Regions from separate parts of the Homo sapiens genome. Here region 2 is linked to region 1. A link is an interaction called in ENCODE POLR2A ChIA-PET data of the cell type or tissue named here. Cell type or tissue: CD4-positive, alpha-beta T cell. All regions are shown on one strand.

Region 1 (2,500 bases):
ATGGTTGAGTTCATGGCCTTTTTATCTTTGTATCCACTGTAGTGTCTATAGGGTAAATGTAATTAAATTGAGTTGGTGAATTAGACTGATGCCACTAATTTGTTTCACTTAATCACTCAATGTCTATTACATGTTCTTATCCTTTATGTGTTGATCTTTCAAAGGACAATCTTATTTCCGTCATTTTAAACTTCTGGGAGTATCTTCCCATATTCACAACTAGGAATAACAGGGGTGGCAGAGCTAACTTGATAAGTTTTGACACTGGATTAGATTCAAATGGATGAACCAGAAAAGCAGTTTCCCCAGTGATAGTCTTTTTTTTTTTTTTTTTTTTTTTTTTTTTGAGATGGAGTCTCATTCTGTCGCCCAGGCTGGAGTGTGCAATCTCGGCTTACTGCAACCACTGCCTCCTGGGTTCAAGCAATTCTCCTGCCTCAGCCTCCTGATGAGCTAGGATTACAGGTGTGCACCACCACGCCCAGCTAATTTTTATATTTTTAGGAGAGACAGGGTTTCACCATGTTGGCCAGGCTGTCAGTGACAGTTTTTAAGTAGAGATATTCTGGTACAACAATATGGTTAGTATTGAGGAAATAACTTTTTTTACCGAAATAAAAGGTCAGGGAGGCCAAAGTGTGCTCCTGAATGCTAATTTTTATTCATTTTTAGTGTGTATCAGACTACTTCCATAAACGTGGTCAGTTTACTCTCTCCCAGGGTTAATCTACATGTTAAGTAAAATTAAATGCAAAAGACCCTTTATCAATATATAGTACCATGAAAGACTCACTTTCTCATGAACTAACAATACTCAAAGTACAGAGAGTGAATTCTTGGAAGAAACACATGTGGCGCAAAGACACAAAGCCAAGACATTTCAACAGTATATTCCAAATAAGATATAGCAGGCCAGAATGACTTCTGGAACATGGCAGGAGTAGAATATGAGATAAAGCTGGAAAGAAAGGTAGGTAACAAAATGTAGAAGTTTTTGAATGCCAAGATAAGAAGTTTAGATTATTTTATGTAGTAGGGAATCTTTGGATTTTTAGCTGGAAGGAATGGGGTATTGACATGCTCTGTTTTGTAAAGGTGAAAGTAGCAGCAGTAGACTGAAACTGTGGAGTGAGAGTGGAAAGGAAAGATATTTTATAATTGATGCAGAAATAAAATTCAGACTTGCTGAAAATCATAGCTAACTAGTAAATGGTGGAGTCAGAACTCAAATGATCTGACTCCAAAACCACTACAATATCCACCCTCCACAATATAAGCATATTATAATCATTTGTGTGTGTATCTTTATTAGGAGAGCAAACCATATCTTTTCATTTATGTCCTGTTTCTTAGCATAGTACCTAAAAAAAAAAAAAGTGGGTACTTCGTTAGTTCAATCAATAAATATTTATTGAGCACCTAACCAAGCATTATGCTTGGTATGCATATGGTTTACGTCTGGTAAATGTTGCCAGTCTTCCCAAGTAATTGTAACCAATTTATACATCCACCAGTTAGTTCATGAGGATTTCTGTTGCTCCACACCCTGACAACACTTGATATTGTATGTCTTTTTTCATTTTAGCTTTTCTGGTGGATCTCACAATGAGGTATGATTTTATTGTTGCTATAAGAGTTTTTAAAAATTGAGGTGAAATCCATATAACATAAAATTAACCTTTTAAAATGAACAATTCAGTAGCATTTAGGACATTCACAGTGTTGTCCAACCACCACCTCTGTCTAGCTCCAAAACATGATATCACCTCAAAAGGAAACTGTACCCATTGAGCAATTGCTTCTCATTGCCCACCTCCACCAGCCCGTGACAACCACCAGTCTGCATTTTGTCTCTATGAATTTACCTGTTCTGAATATTTCATTTAAAGGAACTCATACAGTATGTGACCTTTTGTTTCTGCCTCCTTTCTCTTAGCATATTTTGATGGTCATCCACTTTGTAGCTAGTATCAATCTTTTTATGGCTGAATAATATTCCGTGTGTGTGTGTGTGTGTGTGTGTGTGTGTGTGTGTGTGTGTATCTCACAATTTTTTATTTTTTTTATTTTTTATTTTTTTTGAGACAGAGTCTCACTCTGTCGCTCAGGCTGGAGTGCAGCGGCGTGATCTCGGCTCACTGCAAGCTCCGCCTCCCGGGTTCACACCATTCTCCTGCCTCAGCCTTCCGAGTAGCTGGGACTACAGGCGCCCGCCACCAGGCCAGCTAATTTTTTGTATTTTTAGTAGAGATGGGGTTTCACTGTGTTAGCCAGGATGGTATCGATCTCCTGCCCTAGTGATCCACCCGTCTCGGCCTCCCAAAGTGCTGGGATTACAGGCATGAACCACTGCGCCCGGCCGTATCTTACAATTTGTTTATCCATTCATCCATTGATAAATGTTTGGGCTGTTTCTACCTTTTACGTATTGTAAATGATGGTGCTACAAATGTGTGTATGGTTATTTGAGTTTATGTTTTCAATTGCTTTGGGTATATAC
Region 2 (2,500 bases), 140 kb after region 1:
CCTTGGGGACTGAGGTGTGAGGATCACTTGAGCCTGGAAGTTCAAGGTTGTAGTGAACCATGCCGTGATTGTATCACTGCACTCCAGCCTTGGCAATAAAGCAAGACTCTGTCTTTAAAAATAAATAAATAAATAAATGAAGTTATTGACTTATATAATAAATTAAAGCACCTAGAATCTTATTCAAACAGGGAAAACAAAACAACTGGGACATTTTAAAAAGCCTTACAGCTATAATTAAGGCGTCGGGATCTTTTTTATATCTACAATTTCTCCAGAAAAATGATATATTTAGCCAATGCATTCATTCTGCAAACATCACTGAACTCATTATTTGCCAGGCATTATTCTAAGCCCTGGAGATAAAAAGCCATTCAAGATAGGTAGTCTTTGCCTTCAAGAAGTTGCGTAGAAAAAAGGCATTACAAACAGTTGTGGAGAGCACTATGACAGAGACATCCTCAGGAGGCTAGGAGCACAGAAAAAGAGGTATCTAATTCAGACCTGGAGTGAGAAAAGTGGTGAGCCAAAAAACTTACTGGAAGAGATGTTGTTGCTTTTCAAGCTAATTTCTTTTCTATCTTTTGTTTGTTTGTTTTCTGAGACAGAGTCTCTCTCACCTATGCTGGAGTGCCGTGGTGCAATCATAGCTCACTGCAGCCTTGACCTCCTGGGCCAAGCGACCCTCCTGCCTCAGCCTCCCAAGTAGCTGGGACCACAGGCGAATGCCACCACACCTGGCTTTTTTTTTTTTTTTTTGCGTTGGTTGTGGGGTCGGTGGGTTAAGAGATGGGGTCTCACTATGCTGACAGGCTGATTTCAAACTCCTGAGCTCAAGTGGTCCTCCCACCTCAACCTCCCAAAGTGCTGGCATCACACGCATGAGCCACCATGCCCAGCCTCAAGCTAGTTTCTTTTTTGAGGTGAAGTCTTGCTCTGTTGCCCAGGCTGGAGTGCAGTGGTGCAATCTCGGCTCGCTGTAACCTCTACCCGCGGGTTCAAGTGATTCTCCTGCCTCAGCCTCCCTAGTAGCTGGGATTACAGGCACGTGCCATCACACTCAGCTAATTTTTGTATTTTTACTAGAGATGGGGTTTCACCATGTCGGCCAGGCTGGTCTCAAACTCCTGACCTCAGGTGATCTGCCCGTCTCGGCCTCCCAAAGTGCTGGGATTACAGGTTTGAGCCACCACATCTGGCCTCTCAAGCTAATTTCTAAAGGGGCTGCAGTACAGAGGTGAAGGACGGTTTGAGGAAGAAACATGCAGTAGAGCAGGATAAATTCTAAGGACTTGGTGACTAATTAGACCTGAAAATTCTATTAGACCAATAGAACCTGGTGACTAATTAGACCTGAAAAATAAAAACAAGGGTAGAGTCACCAATGACTCTTAAGCATAAGTAAGTACATGTAGTGATACCATTCACTGAAACAGGAACAGCAACTGAAAGCAGTGTTTGGTTACTGTACGGAAGTAACTGTGCTAGTATAAGAACTCAATGAGGTAAATATTACTCCCATTTCACATATGAGCAAACAGAACTTTAAAGAAATAAAGTAACTTTTTTGGTGAGCTAGTAGGTGGTGAAATAATGATTCAAACTCACAGGTATCCTATAAATGAAATCACTTCCTAATACAAATTAAGAGGTTCAGGGTCATGGTCTTTGAGATGCCTGTGGGACACAGAACTCCTACATATAGAACACAATGGGATAAGCCTAAAACCCAGCAGGAAATTCAGATCTGAAGACATAAATCTAGGAGTGAGAAGCATGGTAAGTTACAGTAAGTAAACCTGCAAACTAAAAATACTTACTATTGGTCTGCACTATGGTTGAAATTTTAACCAGTTGCTCATAATTATTATAGAAATAAGAAATTTCCCATTAAGAACTCTAGATGCCTAATATCTCTTGAAAAACTGAAGATTTGCCAACACTGGATACTATATTATAAAAGAGCAACAATCTGACCAGAGCTCTGAACAGGGCATAGAGACTTTAATCCATCAGCATCTCCATCATCCCTTACCATGTCACTCATTTATGTTACCTATGTGGCCCCATAAGTATTTTACTTACAACTCTTGATATGAACACAATGGTCAAGGCCAAGGAACAAAAATGGAATCACCCAGGGAAAGTTCTCAGCATGATCAAGAGAAGAGAACCAAAGACAGAACCCTAAATAACATTACCATTTAAAGGGTAAACAAACAAAAATAGATCACAAAGGGCAAACTTAGAAAACTAAGATAGAGAATCTTATAAACTGCTCTAAGAATTTCAAAGGAATGGCCTGGTGCAAGTGGCTCATGCTTGTAATCCCAGCACTTTGGGAGGCCAAGGTGGGCAGATCTCTTTGAGCCCAGGACCAGCCTGGGCAACATGGTGAAATCCTATCTCTACCAAAAATGCAAAATTAGCTGGGTGTGGTGTCAAGCATGGTGGTGTGTGCCTGTAGTCCCAGCTACTTGGGAGGCTGAGGTGGGAGAAC

The links. ChIA-PET counts read pairs that join two places held together with the same protein. Peaks named below come from ENCODE experiments on the same cell type or tissue, not always from the same donor. Only the 100,000 strongest peaks of a DNase experiment are listed, where the experiment ranks them.
Region 2: POLR2A ChIA-PET joins it to region 1 with 8 read pairs; 2 of 35 experiments call an interaction of 5 or more read pairs at or near these places.

What each region holds. Positions count from the first base shown.
Region 1 is chr10:21,851,634-21,854,133 of GRCh38, reverse strand. The region is part of intron 8 of DNAJC1 (DnaJ heat shock protein family (Hsp40) member C1); the gene reads left to right. Among named protein-coding and RNA genes, the nearest start is that of DNAJC1, 150 kb to the left of the region's middle. In CD4-positive, alpha-beta T cell, no CTCF peak of the experiment used is centred here; no DNase peak of the experiment used is centred here.
Region 2 is chr10:21,709,842-21,712,341 of GRCh38, reverse strand. All of the region lies in intron 13 of MLLT10 (MLLT10 histone lysine methyltransferase DOT1L cofactor), which reads right to left. Among named protein-coding and RNA genes, the nearest start is that of MLLT10, 180 kb to the right of the region's middle. RefSeq lists enhancers at 797-1,297, 1,267-1,366. In CD4-positive, alpha-beta T cell, no CTCF peak of the experiment used is centred here; a DNase peak (open chromatin) is centred at 1,411.